2 separate regions of the Homo sapiens genome follow, and region 1 is linked to region 2. The links are chromatin loops, found by intact Hi-C in ENCODE. Cell type or tissue: Caco-2. All regions are shown on one strand. Links, peaks and the distances in the headings refer to the core of each region. The heading gives the core; the rest is flanking DNA. Region 1 has its middle 64 kb from the start of C7orf33. Region 2 overlaps CNTNAP2 (contactin associated protein 2).

The links. Peaks named below come from ENCODE experiments on the same cell type or tissue, not always from the same donor. Only the 100,000 strongest peaks of a DNase experiment are listed, where the experiment ranks them.
Region 1: a loop joins it to region 2, with 15 times the contacts of the local background. A loop is called at or near these places in 2 of 110 quality-filtered maps.

What each region holds. Positions count from the first base shown.
Region 1 is chr7:148,522,770-148,531,274 of GRCh38, forward strand. No RefSeq gene overlaps it. Among named protein-coding and RNA genes, the nearest start is that of C7orf33, 64 kb to the right of the region's middle. In Caco-2, for the core only: a CTCF peak has its summit at 5,054 (motif pointing left); a DNase peak (open chromatin) is centred at 5,042.
Region 2 is chr7:148,281,883-148,290,387 of GRCh38, forward strand. All of the region lies in intron 21 of CNTNAP2 (contactin associated protein 2), which reads left to right. Among named protein-coding and RNA genes, the nearest start is that of C7orf33, 300 kb to the right of the region's middle. In Caco-2, for the core only: a CTCF peak has its summit at 4,448 (motif pointing right); a DNase peak (open chromatin) is centred at 4,479.

The DNA.
Region 1 (8,505 bases), core at 90-8,089, 240 kb after region 2:
GCCAAGGTGGGAGGATGGCTTGAGCCCAGGAGTTCGAGACCAGCCTGGGCAACAAACCAAGACTCTGTCTCTACAAAAAATACAAAAATTAGCTGGGCGTGGTGGTGTGTACCTGTAGTCCCAGCTACTTGGGAGGCTGAGGTGGTAGGATCACCTGAGCCCAGGTAGGTCGAGGCTGCAGTAAGCCATGATTGCACCACTGCACTCCAGACTGGGTGACAGGGTGAGATCTTGTCTCAAATAAAAATAAAAATAAAATAATCAGCAAAGGGTTCTAAAAGTAAAAGTCGGGGTGAAAATGGCTATACTGTGCCAACAGAAGGGTCTAGTGAAATTCATGCAAATAAAAACCAAAAAGAATGAGAAGAGCAGGCCACTGTAGACCAAGCTAAAGACCCACAATGAGAACAGAAGAGGAAGGAGGCCAGTGGAGAGCCAGAGGGGAGAGAAAAGGGGGCTAAACATGAAAAGAAGAAGGAAAATGGTTGTTCAGATTCTTGAAGCAATTATGAAAGTCACAAACACAGATAAAGCTCAGCTCAAGGAAAGATCGTGTGCCGCCTGGAGCATGAAAACACAGTCGTGAACTTTAGCCCACAGGAGTCTCAAAGAAAATGAGAGACGATCTGTTTGTTTCTCTTAGCTGCTTACAAAGAGAACTATACCCATGAAGGCATTTCTTTAAAAGTTGTCTCACCAATTAACAAAAATAGAAGAGAAGGGTACAGAAATGACAACTGTACTGAAGAACATATTTTAAAAGTTTGGAATCGTTTTTGGTTGAAAGGTCTATGATCACAATGCAAACTTGAAATGTGAAAAAGTGCATCTGTGAAGGTTTATGCTACTTCTACCCTCTGCAGTAGCAGAGAAGGAGAGAGGAAGGAAAAACAGAAATATGTGTGAAAGATGAAACGATTTCAGGCTTTGAAACTCTCCTGAGTACAAGAAAGGTGACAATGAATTTTGCTGATGTTGGACAAAGTTGATCATGCTAGAAATGACCAAACTCGAAGTCAAAATGAAGCCAAATCCAGACAGGCAAGGTTAAACGTCCAAGATGAAATTGCCCCTTTTCTATAAACTGTATCTACAATACTACAACGTGCTATGATTACAAAAACAGAGGGAGAACAAGTAGAACAGCATTTATATTTAGGAAAAGGCAGGATAAAGTAAAATGTATTGTATTTCATGATCACACTAACAATTATCAGAATTACCTTCTCAGAAGTGGGACACTGTAGAAGAGGAATATGGAAATTAACAAATTCCTATAGTGGAAGAGGATAAATTACATGAGGAGTGATAAAAATCTCACTTTTTTTAATGAGGTCGGCATAACTCTGATACCAAAACCTGACTGAGATTACATGAAAAAAAACTATAGACCAATATCCCTCATGAACATAGATGCAAAAATCTGTATATGATTTGATCCAGCAATCCCACTTGGAGCAGTTTATCCTAACGAAGCCCCCTTAGAGCTGTACAAAGATAGGAACAGACAGGCTTGTTCATCACAGCGTTATGCTTTTGTTGTTGTTTGATTAAACTTTTTAAAATTAAACTTTTAATTTTAAGATAATTATAGATTCATGTGTCATTGTAAAAACTGAGAAGAAATTCCCACATATCCTTTACCCAGTTTCCCCCAATACTAACATCCTGCAAATTTTCAGTACAGTATCACAACCATGATGTTGACATTGATACAAAGTAATTTTGGATATGCACATTGAAAAAGGACCTAGAAATTATGGAGAAATTTCCACTGAAGACTAATTTCTGTTCTGCATTAATGCTAAGTTAATGAGTATATCACTTCCAAAGGCAAGGAAAAAAGTTTTCATCCACTGTGTTTATCCACTCTTTCATTGTATTAGCTCTGGAAAGTAATTTTTGTTTATTCAGCATTTGGACATGCTACATAAACGTGCTTCATAATACATCATCGGTTTCTTTTTCTGACAAAGATAAACAAATGCATCATGAATGAAGGAAAGGTTTTGTCTTACCCCTCATTTTAAACCCCACCTAGCACCCTTCCCCTTGGGGTCTTCCCTCTTGAGAGCCAGTGGACTTGAGCATGGAAAAGCAGTGTTTTGTCATCTCTGCCCATTTCTTCTCCTGGCATGTTGCAAAGATGTATGCTGAGCTGAGAAGCATACACAGTCACATTGATTACATAGTCACGTTTTTAAAAATTCCTTCCTTCAGTGCTAAAGGTCAGAGGCATATCACTGACTGCCAGCTGTTTTCTGAGAATAGAGCAATTCTCTTTTTAAGCTGATTTTGATTGACATTTGGGTTGCCACTTCGGTGAACCTCTTTGGGCACTCACATAGCTGTTGTTCCATGAACTCTGCTCCAGTGCACATTGTCTAGTCTGTATCACGGCACACAAAGTCACCAATAACACGGCTTCATAAACTTCTTCTGTAGCGTGAATTTTCAATGATAAGAAGAACAAATTGCCATCAAGTGCTTCTCCTGTTCTCTTTTTCAAGAACTGACTCATACTTTATATGCAGCAAACTTATACTGCTATAAAGCAAAACTATTGCTGTGCTCTTCTGTATTTTATGCCATATAAATGATGTGACATCTTACAGAGTCATATGATTTAGGAATTTAGCCAGTAGTTTGTTCTATTTTTCTCTCTGAGCTCAGAACTATGTGGCACTCACTTTTGCAGCTGGTTTTATAAGTTCTCCCACAACTGTGTAACTAATAGTATTCTTGCTATGGAAAGTATAACGGGGTAAACTTTGAATGAACTTTGAGGAGTTTTGGTCTCATCTCCACTTTTAGTAATGAAATTTATTTATTTCATGCTGGGAGACTTATTTTGTCTTTGAAGGGAGCATGAAAAGAAAAACTTGGTTTATTAAGGTGGTTGCTGTATATTGTTAGAAAATGATGTGGACAAATTAACAGTTTCATGTTACTAACTTGAAAAGTTGTGGCTGGGTGTGGTGGCTCAAGCCTGTAATCCCAGCACTTTGGAAGGCCGAGAAGGGTGGATCACTTGAGGTCAGGAGTTCAAGACCAGCCTGGCCAACATGGTGAAATCACATCTTTACTAAAAATACAAAAATTAGCCGGATGTGGTGGGGTGCACCTGTAGTAATAGTTACTGAGGAGGCTAAGGCAGGAGAATTGCTTAAACCCAAGAGGTGGAGGTTGCAGTGAGCCAAGATGGTGCCACTGCACTCCAGCCTGGGCAACAGAAGCTCTGTTTCAAAAAAAAAAAAAAAGCCAGGTATGGTGGCACATGCCTGTAATCTCAGCTACTTAGGAGGCTGAGGCAGGAGAATCGCTTGAACCCAGGAGGCGGAGCTTGCAGTGAGCCGAGATCGCGCCACTGCACTCCAGCCTGGGCGACAGAGCCAGGCTTCATCTCAAAAAGGAAAAAAGTTTTGGAAGAAAATAAACTGAGAGTAGGTTGCAAATGGGCCAGTAAAACGGAGGGGTTTTTTTGGTATTTTTTTAACTGCATTTCCCATCTGTAATTCTCTTGTTAGGCTGATTTTGATCATCATTCCCCTCCCAGATATGTTTTTTCCAGTTCATACAGATCTGCATTCTGCAGTTCCACATTCACTTCAGATGTTTACCTTTTGTAAACCAAAAATACAATTCTAAGCCGCTCATCCGACTGAATGGACTCCTCCTCTTAGCCAAGGGGATTTCAAAGTAAATCTGAAATACTAATTCAGGCCATGATGGGAAGGAGAGGTAGGGCATGCCTCCTGATACCTTCCTCCCTTTGGAGTTCAGGCACAATTGACCAGCATTAACATCAAAACAGAAATCTTAAGACTGACAAAACAGACCCTCTGTGGCAGTAAGATACCAAATTCCAACCTGATTCCAGTATAGCATCACATGACAGATAGCAGGTCCTAAAAGAAATCAAGATACTTTACTCCAAAATACATTTCTTTGACATATTTTGAAGTGGCCCTGCAAAGCTGTCTCTTGTGGGGGAAATTTACATTCTGTACAGAATCTCAGTCCCTCTCCAGGTCTTTTTCTGATCCTGAGATTAGCTGAGAGTCCAGCAACTTTTAAAGGTCTGAATAGGAAACATTTGCCATCTACTGCCACTAAAGGTGTCCACCTATGAGACTTCATCTACATAATAAGAACCTTGGTCTCTACAACCCCTTATCTTAACCCAGACACTCCTTTTTGTTGACTCTGGGTATTTAGATAGTAATTTGACTCTGTCAATCAACTGTCGATCAGGGAATCTTTGAACCACCCATGACCTGGAAGTCCCTGCATCAAGACGTCCCATCTCTCCAGGCCAAACCAATGTAAACTTTACATGTATTTGATGTGGGCAGGCAGGCGAGCCTGGAAATTGGGGCTTAGCCCAGCAGCGTTCTTGGCTTCACCCAGGAAAGAATTCAAGGGGAAGCTGGTAGTGTTAGGCAGCAATCTTTTTTTTTTTTTTTTTTTGAGACAGTTTTGCTTTGTCACCCAGGCTGGAGTGCAGTGGCGTGATCTCAGCTCACTGCAAGCTCCACCTCCCAGCTTCACGCCATTCTCCTGCCTCAGCCTCCCGAGTAGCTGGGACTACAGGTGCCTGCCACCATGCCCAGCTAATTTTTTGTATTTTTAGTAGAGATGGGGTTTCACCGTGTTAGCCAGGATGGTCTCGATCTCCTGATCTCATGATCCACCCGCCTCAGCCTCCCAAAGTGCTGGGATTACAGGCGTGAGCCACCGCGCCCAGCCGACAGCAATCTTTTATTGAACCAGAGCTGCTCTTTGTGGATGAGGTCTAACTCCTATACAGCGTGCTCAGAGTAGCAGATCATGGGATGTTGGCAGCTGTACTTATGCCCACTTTTAATTACATGCAAATTAAAGGGTGGATTATTCAGAAATCTCTAGAAAAGGGGCGGTAACTTCTGGGTCATTGCCCTGGCATTTGCAAACAGTCATGATGCTAGTGGGAGTGTCTTATGCTAATGAGCAGCAAGGGCAATGAGTGGTTGCCTTCAGTGCCGCCTGCTGGTTCCTACTTCACTTCAGTTGGGCGCCATCTGCTGGTTGTTGCCAGTTTCTTTACTTCATCCTGTCAGACCCGCTAGTCTCCTACCTCATATTGATTGATGTCTGCCTGTAACCTCTGTCCCCTTAAAATGCATAAAATCGAACTGTAACCCAAACACCTTGGGCATATGTTCTCGGGACCTCCTGGGGCTGTGTCATGGGTCATGGTCCTCACATTTGGCTAGGAATCAATTTTTTCAAATATTTTACAAAGTTTGGCTTTTTTCATCAACAATTTTTATTTTAATCCCTTTTGAATCATCGATCCATTCTTGTGCATAGAGGATATGACATAACAGCAATTTTGAAAAATTCAACTTTAACAAACAATGATGTGTAAACTATACAGAAAGATATCGGAGGCAAACTGCCTCCTATTAAGTAATGCTAACTGACATGAGCTGACCAACAGGTTCCTTGCACCGCGTGGTCAGCCCCTCCGTCCAGCTTCTCCTCTGGAAATAGACAAGATCATTGTGAGAATGAGAAATATTCTTTGGAAGGGACCTGCCTGGTACACAGTGAATTATCCAAAAGAATGGCTGTAACTGTAGTGAAAACAGTGCTCAGAAAGTGAAATGAAAAACCAAGATGTTTCTTATGAACTCTCAAGAACAAGGAGAAGTAAGAGAGTAGAAGAAGCGGACAGAAGCATCCAGAACCTGACCCAGCAGCTGCGGGTGAGCAACGCACTCCATCAAGCACAAGAGAAGAACAACAGAAGTGGTTTGGAGTCTGAAGGACACAGGCTGAGTTCTCAGACGCTGCCGAGCAGAACAACTGTGCTTCAAGTGAGGACTGCAACAAAGCAAGAAATGCTCACAGATTCTAAAGAGGCAAAAGGATCCATAAGGGAATTCAACTCAAGTGGGGCAAACACGTCATGCAAGCAGACTGACTATTCTTGGAAATTTCTAGGAAAATTAGAAATTCTCAGGTCAGGACTGGGTAAGGTACTGCATACCCAAAATTTAAGGGAGCACCAAAAATCTCAGTAATTGAGATAAATAATAGTTTAATGCAGAAAAAAAACCCCGCTATGAACAAAATATCATGATTTTAAATAAAGACAGAACCAGTACTAGTTTTTCCTTTGCTTCTGGCTCCAATCACTCAGCAGGCACTGATTCTAAGTATATGCCATTTTCTCTCCCCTAGTTGACTTTCTCAATCTCTCTACCCCAGCCCAGCTGGCTCTTGCTAATCCTACACGTGAGACAATGACAGTTATCTTTGTGCTTAACCCCAGTGCATGGGCATACAGATTCCATCACCTGTTATTAAAAATGCAGTTTCTTTTTCCTCCCATTAATCCATGAAGTCAAAATCTCTCTGAGGGTGAGGCCCTCCCCAGATGAGGCCTACGCATGTTGGAATTTGAGAGTCACAGTTCTAGGGCACTCTGTGTCCCTAGCTTTCTTAACATGAGTTCTGAAAAATCCTTTTTCCCTTAGTCAACAGAGAAATAAAACTTTTCAAAAGGAACATCAACTACAAGACTGAAAGGGGCTGGGCATGGTGGCTTACGCCTATAATCCCAGCACTTTAAGAGGCCAAGGCGGGTGGATCACTTCAGGTCAGGAGTTTGAGACCAGCCTGGCCAACATGGTGAGACCCCATCTCTACTAAAAATACAACAATCAGCTGAGCATGGTGGTGCGCGCCTGTAATCCCAGCTACTCGGGAGGCTGAGGTACGAGAATCGCTTGAACCCAGGAGATGGAGGTTGCAGTGAGCTGAGATCATGCCACTGCACTCCAGCCTGGGCAACAGAGCAAGACTCTGTATCAAAAAAAAAAAAAAAAAAGACTAAATGGGAAAAGCAAAACTTTCAATGACTATGTAAAAGCATAGAAACAGATGATTTTGCAAAGCACATACTTCTCCACAGAAAATTCATGTTTAGTCAAAGATGGAAGTGTGCCCAGATGGTTTTGTTTCCTGGTTACTTTTTTCCCTCAGTCCAATCTCTAATACAGACGCATCTTCAGAGATATTCTTCAAAAACAATGTTCCATGGTCAGATAAGTTTGGGAAACACTGCATACTCTAACTCCATCTAGAAGTTTAACTTTTACATCAGTGTATAAAAATCCAGCGATAAAGAAATGTGCTTATCTTGGCTTAACCCAGACCTTTCAAAGTTTATTCCAACACAGAATCATTTTTTTAATCAATCAAATTTTCATTTCAAAAAATTTACATAACCACCTTGAAAGGAAGAAACAAATCCAAGTAACTTTTCTTTAAAGTTTCTTTATGCTACTTTATTTCTAATTACTTGGCATTTTATATCAATTGTTTACATTTTTATATTAAAAGATGCATAGTTTTTTAAATTGTGGTAAAAATGTACGTTAACCACTTTCAAGCATACCATTCAGTAGTGTTAAGAATTTTCACCCTGTTAGGCCGGGCACGGTGGCTCACGCCTGTAATCCCAGCACTTTGGGAGGCTGAGGCAGGCAGACCATGAGGTCAGGAGATCAAGACCATCCTGGCTAACATGGTGAAACCCCGTCTCTACTAAAAAATACAAAAAAATTAGCTGGGCATGGTGGTGGGCACCTGTAGTCCCAGCTACTCAAGAGGCTGAGGCAGGAGAATGGCATGAACCTGGGAGGCAGAGCTTGCAGTGAGCCAAGATCCCTCCCGTCCCTGCACTCCAGCCTGGGCGACAGAGCGAGACTCTGTCTCAAAACAAACAAACAAACAAACAAACAAACAAACAAAAACTGAGTGTGTGAATCCTTCTATGGAGAAACAAAGCCCCCAAAAAAGTATCATCAAGAGTTTTGCAGAAGATGTAGAAATGTTCTTTGTGTAGCTCTTTCTAATACTGACCCTCAATAAATGTGAAGCTAAAATATGAACATGTAACTAAGTAATGGTGTCTAAATTGATGTGGTAGAATGTGGACTACAGAAGAACTTTCCAGAAGTAGTTATAAATTACAGAATGGTGGTTATAAAAATGAACCTTAATTTCCTGTCAGTAGAACATAAGGTCATAATATTAATAAACTGACCACTCTCGTGGCCTTCCCAGGAAACCACAGTCTTCACATTTTTATGTTTTATGTCATGCTGTACTTTTCTTCATACTTTTCAGTTTTCATTTGTTTGCAACATAGGACAACGCTGTAATTTTTTGTTACAATTTGGCAAAACCATACCAAATTGTAAAGACCATCGATGCTAGGAAGAAACTGCATCAACTAACAAGCAAAATAACCAGCTAACATCATAATGACAGGATCAAATTCACACATAACAATATTAACCTTAAATGTAAATGGGCTAAATGCTCCAGTTAAAAGACACAGACTGGCAAATTGGATAAAGAGTCAAGACCCATCAGTGTGCTGTATTCAGGAGACCCATCTCACGTGCAGAGACACACATAGGCTCAAAATAAAGGGATGGAGGAAGATCT
Region 2 (8,505 bases), core at 275-8,274:
TGGAGTGCAATGGCGTGATCTCAGCTCACTGCAACCTCCACCTCCCGGGTTCAAGCAATTCTCCTGTGAGTAGCTGAGACTACAGGCTCACACCACCACACCCGGCTAATTTTTGTATTTTTAGTAGAGACAGGGTTTTACCACATGAGCCAGGATGGTCTCGATCTCCTGACCTCATGATCCACCCACCTCGGCCTCCTAAAGTTCTGGGATTACAGTCATAAGCCACCACACCCAGCCTTCAACGATATTTTCAATATAATATACTGTCAATATCAGAATAATCTTTGCTTATCACCCAAATGTGTCTTTAACAAGGACAATAAATAATTAATACATCATAACCTGCAAACATACTCTCAATATCTAGATAAAACAGCTGCAAAGGCAAATCTTGTCATAAGTGTAGGCTGGAAGAGGATATTTTGAACATTGAGGGTCAGGCTCAATACAGGCTCTGTGTCAGAACACCTGCAATTCCAGTTGCCTCACCTGCTCGAGGAGCTTTAACAGGTTTCTTACAAATCTCAGCTTCAGTTTTCTTAACCGTGAAATGAGAATGATAGTAGTGCCAATATCATAAGCTTTGTTAGGAAGATGAAAGATGCTATCATGAATGTAAAGGGCTTATCACACAGCCTGGCACACAGTGAGTGTCCAGTACGTCTTAGGCAGTATCATTACATCTAATCTTTGACTTTTAGCTAATACAAATAAAGAATGGCTGACTCCAATCCTGGGTCACTCATAAAAAGAACACTCAAACAATGAAAAACTGAAAAAAACTTTTGATTGAAAACCAATTGGTATCATCATCTTTCCATGGTTTCCAAAATTAAATTATTTTTAATTAACAAAAGCAACCCCCACCAAAAAAAATCATTTATTGTTAAAATGTGATGAGAGATCAGAAGTTCTGTTTTAATCACATTTTTAGTATTTGGTTAAAGAAGATTGTCAAAACACTTATTTCTGTCCCAAATCTTCAACTCACCTGTCTTTGACACACAACATACTTTTGCATACCCAATTGTTTTGAAATAAACAAACATTTGAAAGCCAAAATTCTAGGCTGGGCTCGGTAGCTCACACCTGTAATCCCAGCACTTTGGGAGGCCAAGGCAGGTGGATCACCTGAGGTCAGGAGTTCGAGACCAGCCTGGCCAACATGGTGAAATCCCATCTCTACTTTAAAAAACTACAAAAATTAGCCAGGTATGGTGGCAGGCACCTGTAAGCTCAGCTACTTGGGAGGCTGAGGCAGGAGAATTGCTTAAACCCAGGAGGTGGAGTTGCAGTGAGCCACCAAGATCATGCCATTGCACTCCAGCCTGGGCAACAAAAGCAACTCTGTCTCAAAAAAAAAAAAAAAAAAAGAAAGAAAGAAAGAAAGAAAGAAAGAAAGAAAGAAAGAAAGAAAGAAAGGAAGGAAGGAAGGAAAGAAAGAAAGAATTCTTATTATTATAACATTCCAAAGTATTCCAGAAGGCATGGAAAATTTTTGAATTTCTTATTTATATACAGTTGATCATTATTATTATACATTTCATATTTACAAATTCACCTACTCTCTAAAATTTATTTAGAACCTCAAAAGTAGTATTCTTGGTGCTTTTGTGGTTATTTGCAGACATGTGCTGTGCAGCAAACAATTTGTCATCAATGTGTACATTCTCATTTGAAGTCAAACAAGGTGATGCCCTTGCCTTCTAGTTTCAGCTCTTATACCATAAACAAGTATCATTTTTGTAGTCTATTCAGTGCCATTTTTTTTGCATTCTTGTGTTTTTATTGGTGATTTTACTGTATAAAATGGCCCCTAAGTGGAGTGCTGAAATGCTATCTATTGCTCCTAAGCACAAGACGCTGCGATCTGTCCTGTGGAGAAAATACATCTGTTAGATGAGCTGTCTTTAGGCATGACTGATTGTGCTGGCAGCCATGAGCTCAATGTTAATAAATCAACAACATTTATTTCAAAACTGAATATTAAATAAGATACACACATAAAGCAAGGTAATGTATTGGTTGGTTGATAAAATGTTATGACCAGATGCTTGCAGGAACCTAACCCTGTATTTACTTTAGGAACAATGTTTTAGTATTCACTAATTGAGTGTTAGCAGCAACTGTATGAAACATAGCTACTGCAAATAGTGACAATTGACTGAATTATTTTTAACCTGCATCACATGAATATGATGATACATTATGTTTTTATATTATTTTGCAGTTTAAACAGCTCTTCCACAGCTATTATCACACATGATGTTCATGGAGCGTTACAGTTTGGCTGTGTCCCCACCCAAATCTCATCTTGAATTGTAGCTCCCATAATTCCCACTTGTTGTGGGAGGGACCCGATGGGAGATAATTGAATCATGGGGGGGTTTCCCCCATACTGTTCTCATGGTAGTGAAGAAGTCTCATGAGATCTGATGGTTTTATAAGGGGTTTCCCTTTCAGTTGGCTCTCATTCTCTCTTGCCTGCTGCCATGTAAGATGTGCCTTTCACCTTCTGCCATGATTATGAGGCCTCCCCAGCCATGTGGAACTGTGAGTCCATTAAACCTCTTTTTCTCTGTAAATTACCCAGTCTCAGGTACGTCTTTATCAGCAAAGTGAAAACAGACTAATACATGGAGGTAAGAGGAGAGTGGTTACTGCTCAGCACACTAGATTAACAAGTCCAACTAAGGCTACCCAGGTAGAGCCTGGTCTTCTCCTTCTGGTTTGTGAAATCTCATGGTGCTTCCTATAGCATAAAGACTGGCTGTCACTCAACACCACTGCATCTTAAGGTCCGTGGAAGGGGAACATAACATGTTTCGAAGAAAAAGGTCTGGGCTACAAAGACCCTTTATGTAATCTTGCTAACGACCTGGAATTTAAACTTTGGAGAGCTTGAAGGTTAACAAATTGGAATAAAAAGAAATCAAGTCACTCCTTGTTTGAATGCTCTGAAGAACAAAACAGAAAAACACAATGAAATGGTAACAGAAGAAGCAGATTTGGCCCAATAAGTCTATGCTTTGAATGTTCCTCCGGCACTAACATGGCCACATTTGGGAAGACTGGCATCCCCACAGACTTTTCTGTAGCACTTTGAAGGAAGAATAGAGCAGTTGTAGAAAAACAAATGTTTGCATGAAAGAATTATTCACCTCTTAAAAATCTATAGGGTGTGAATAATCCTGCTATAAAAAGCATTAAATGTTTATAACAGATATTTAATGGGACTGTTATGTTTTTTGGCAGCAAGCATGGCTAGATTTTGAATGTCACAGCTCTGTGCTCTGGTGATAAGACAGACTCTGTGGTCTAAGTAAGAATTATTTTCCTGCTTTTAAATGTAGCTGTTAAAAAACAATAAAGTGTATTTATCTAAGGAAGATAATCTTCTAAAAGAAGTGTTTAATAATTTTTAATTCACAATTTATACTACTTCTCCAAGGTAAATTCATTTTCCAACTGTTACTCCATCTTTATTGACTGGGAGGAATTAGCATTCAAAATACAAACTCAGAGGTTAAAGCAAAGCCATACACAGAAGTGAGCCTTATTCCATTGTCTTTTATCACGGGTGCCAGATTTATTTAACAGACTGTCTTTCAGTCTCACTTACAGTAACTAGACAGGTACTATGGAGGACAGTGTATGTTGAATGCCTTCCAAGTGTGAAACACCTGCCTGGCACTACATTATCACTAATTCTAACCTTGCAAGTAAGTGCCTACTTAAATCTGCACTTGACATGTGAGGAAAGAGGCTCTGAAGTTTTAAAGTGACATGTGCCAAGTCATATAGCTAGTAAGTGGTAGAACCATGATTCCAGGGTGGGTCTTTCTGTGCTTGTTGGTTTATTTACTGTCTGTGTTTGTTTTATGAAAGAGAAAAGACCCTGAGAGATAGGCATAGTACAGGTGACCCTTGAACAACAGGAGAATTAGGGGTGCTGACCCCCTATGCAGTCAAAATTTTGCATACAACTTTTGGCTTTTCAGAAACTTACTGCCAATAGCTTACTGTTGACCAGAAGCCTTACTGATAACATGAACAGTTGATAAAGACATATTTTGTATATGTATTATATACTGTATTCTTATAATAAATTAAGCTAGAGAAAAGAAAACATTATTAGGAAAATCATAGGAAAGATAAAATACATTTATTATTCCTTAAATGGAAGTGGAACATCATAAAGGTCTTCATCCTCATCTTCTTCACATTGAGTAGGCTGAGGAGGAGGAAGAGGGGTTAGTCTTACTGTCTCAGGGTTGGCAGAGGCAGGAGAAAATCTACATATAAGTAGACTCATGCAGTTTAAAACCATATTGTTCAAGGGTCAACTGTGTATTTATTTGATGCTTCAGAAAGGGGACCATGTCAATTCCTGATAAGGTTCTCTCCTCTTTCCTTTTCCTCCATCTCTCTGTGTCGATCCTAGTGCTCTCATCGGCTTTTAACCAGTAGAGGTCTCCAAACTGTCTTGTGGCAGCCTGGGCTCCCTATACACAGAAAGACCTGGCTTCAAAATTCTGGTTAATATGGGAAGTGCATTAGGAAGTAGAAAGGAAAGAAAAGTCAAACAATAAGGAAAGGATTAATATAAATCATAAATTAATTTTGTGGGCCTAATTACTATTTTTTAAAACACTGTAAGTTTTAGTAGATTTTCTTACTCTAAGTTATAGAAGTCAAACCCTAAAACACGTTAAAAAAAATCTTTTTGTTATTTCTTAACTATTACGGTTATTTTATCAAAATTAATTAATATCAAATTAATGATAATACAAAGGAAGTCACATTATTAATTAAACAAAGTGACTTAGCCTTGCAAATAAAACACTATCGTGTGGATTAATAGTTTGAAGGTTTAACTTTACAGCCTTTTCAATTGACTGTAATTTAGAGCATTTTTAGGTTCACAGAAAAATGGAGCAAAAAGTACAGAGAGTTTCCATATACTCCCTCACCCCTCCCCACGTTATACATAGTTTCTCTTCTTATTAACATCTTTCTACGTCATGTTTTTGGTGTTACATACTTGCCACACATAGTACCCTAATAATCTCTTGGGCCGTACATTCTCTGGGTTTGGACAAATGTGTAATGACACAGATCCACCATTACAGTATCATAGAGAGTGGTTCCCCTGCCCTAAAAGTCCTCTGTCTCCACCTGTTCATCCCTCCCTCCCCTCTGCTCCTTGCCCGGTCCCCAGGCAACTACTGATCTTTTTCCTGCCTCTATAGCTTTGCCTTTTCCAGAATGTCATATAATTGGAATCATACAATATGTACCCTTTTCAGATTAGCTTCTTTCACTTTGTAAAATACATCTAAGTTTCCTTCAGGTCATGGCTTGATAGATCATTTCTTTTGATTGATAAATAATATTTCAGCCTTATTTTTGTAAGGAAAAAATCAAATCAAGAAACTAAAGTTTGAACAGCCACTATAGAAAAAAAGGCAAAAGTCAATAAACAAAAACAATTGTTCAGCTTCGCTCATAATTGTATACACCTCCCAGCTCTTGGACTAGGTAACATCAGTGGCCAGCAAGATGCCACCGATTGAGTGATTGTTTTTATTTCATGCCATGTGACCCATTGGCCCTCCTTTTCCTGACACATTTATAATCATCTTAATCCCAAAGCAACTGTTTTTAACAAATATGCATATATCCTCTGATTTTCTGTTGCTATAACAGAATACCCAAGAGTGGGTAATTTATAAAGAAAATGACTTTATTTCATTCATGCTTCTGGAGGCTGGGAAGTCCAAGGTCCAGGGGCCACTTCTGGTGAGGACTTTCTTGCTGTGTCATGGCATGGTGGAGGGCATCACATGGTGAGAAGGCAAGACCAGGTCAACTCAGGTCTCTCTTCCTCTTTCTTTCTTTCTTTTTTTCTTTTTTTTTTTTTGAATTGGAGTTTCACTCTTGTTGCCCAGGCTGGAGTGCAATGGCATGATGTTGGCTCACTGCAACCTCCACCTCCCGGGTTCAATTGATTCTCCTACTTCAGCCTCCGGAGTAGCTGGGATTACAGGCACGTGCCACCACGCCCAGCTAATTTTTGTATTTTTACTAGAGATGGGGTTTCACCATGTTGGCCAGGATGGTCTCAATCTCTTGACTTCGTGATCGGCCCGCCTTGGCCCCCCAAAGTGCGGGGATTACAGGCGTGAGCCACCGCGCCCAACCTTTTTTTTTTTCTTTTCTTTTTTTTTTTTAAAGACAGTCTCACACTGTCGCCCGGGCTGGAGTGCAATGGCACAATCTTGGCTCACTGCAAGCTCCGCCTCCCAGCTTCAAGTGATTCTCCTGCCTCAGCCTCCCAAGTAGCTGGGATTACAGGCGCCCACCACCATGCCCAGCTACTTTTTTGTATTTTTAGTAGAGGCGGGGTTTCACTATGTTGGCCAAGCTGGTCTCAAACTCCTGACTTCGTGATCTGCCCGCCTCATCCTCCCAAAGTGCTGGGATTAAAGGCATGAGCCACCGCGCCCCGCCTCTCTTCCTCTTTCTTTAAAGCCACCAGCCCCATCATAGGGACCCACCGCGATGACCTTATCTAATTCTAATTACCTCCCAAAGGCCCCACCTCCAAATACCATCAACATATGAATTTAGAGATTAAGTGTCCAACACATGAAATTTGGGGGACACATTCAAACCATAGCATCTTCTTTAAGATAATGTAAAACTATTAAATTAAATAATAGAGTAGAAATCACACTAATAATTTGTGGGTCTATTCAGATTATATATTACCTAATAATTTTTACCTATTTTTTGAAAATTGTTCCAATCATTCCCCCTGCTTCCTTTTCAAAAGAGTCAAACATAGCCAGTTAATTTAAGGTATCTGCAAAACCTTTCCACCAAGACTTTTATGGTACAGAGAAGTGACTCATAAGCCACAATTCAATTAAATTTAGCAAATATTTCTTGGACAACAACTACATGCTTGAGGTTGGCATGGGGACCTGTTTTTAAACCTCCTGTTCATTCTACTTTGACTTTTTAATTACAACAGATTAAAATATCTTATTCAGCAAAAAAAAAAAAAAAAAAAAAAAAAGAGAGAAAAACCCACTTTGTATATTGAATTTTTGAATACACAAGAGAAGTGCAACTCAGGGTGGTGGGATTCCTACCTAGCAGGCCTGTCTCCCTTTGATTACCCCAATATTCCAAAGGTGCAGGTTTTGTGCACCAGGCACTCTAATAGGACCCTATCAGCTCAGCGCTCTCAGAAATTTCAGTTGTCTCCCAGCCCCTAGAAAGTCACAATAGCTCCAGGGTTGTGCTTAACGGGCCATAGTGGGAGGATTTGGAAAGGAGAAGGTGAATCTTTTCTGTGAAAAGCAGGTGGAGGAAACTGAAGAGTGGGGAGAAGAGAGGTGGATGCTGACCTGAATTGTGTTTTCAGGAGCAGGAAGAGTGTGCTCTCTGCTTAAGAGATGACCTGAATGGCAAGACTACATGTCACTCGGATGGTACACAGATACTGTCTTGATGGGAGTTTTCGGAACAGATTTGTCCTCCCAGGGTGAAATAGCAGAGAGATTTGAGGCAGCCCTCAACTAGAGTATGACCAATAAACACCAACTTACTTGGTTTTTTTCATTCCTTTTTCCCTGTGTCCAAGAAGCAAAATGATAATGTAAATGAATACACACACACTCACACTCACACACACACACACACACACCCCATGTTGGGGAGGCGGGTAAAGGAACAGAATTGCTCTCAGCAAACACTGGTGGCATCAAAATAGCCAATCATGCTGATGGCTGCCACACAGCTCATGGAAGCCTTCCACAGGCCAGCTCTCTTGCTGTTGGCTGGCTGGACTTCCCAGCTCAGTCCCTCACCTCTTTACAGGACAAGGCACACCAGAAACCAAGGCTGTTGGGGGAGGCAGCAACAGAGACCAGACGTTCCCTCTGCACACACATGATGTCATCAATAGAAACTCTGCTGATGATGAACCCACTTTCACACAAACCTTTTAAAGCCTGAGTTATTTTTTGCAATGACAAAAATAACAAACCACATTTTTTTAAATAGCTTCCTTAATAATAATGGAAATTCAGGTGACATTAATGAAAATTGTAGCACATGTTCAAATCAGAATCTATGTTCAGTGTTATATGCAGAATATAAAGGGATTTCTTTTCTCAATTGATAGAAAAGGGAAGTCATATTTAAGTAGTCACGGTATCCTAGATTTTTAATATAGCAACATAATTGAATAATATTTTGATGTATCTGGTTTTAGTATTTAAGGTGATAAAATATTAAATTTAAGCTTAAAATTAAAAATAGAGGAAAAAGAAAAACAAATTGAACTGAAGTGAAAATGTTTCTTGTTTTTTAAAAAATCATTGTACATAACAGTTTTCACCTTCACTTTTAGAAATCAAAGCACAACCCTCTATCACATGGTAAAGAGAGTCAGCCATACGGAAAACCAAGCTGATTGTTCTATTCCTG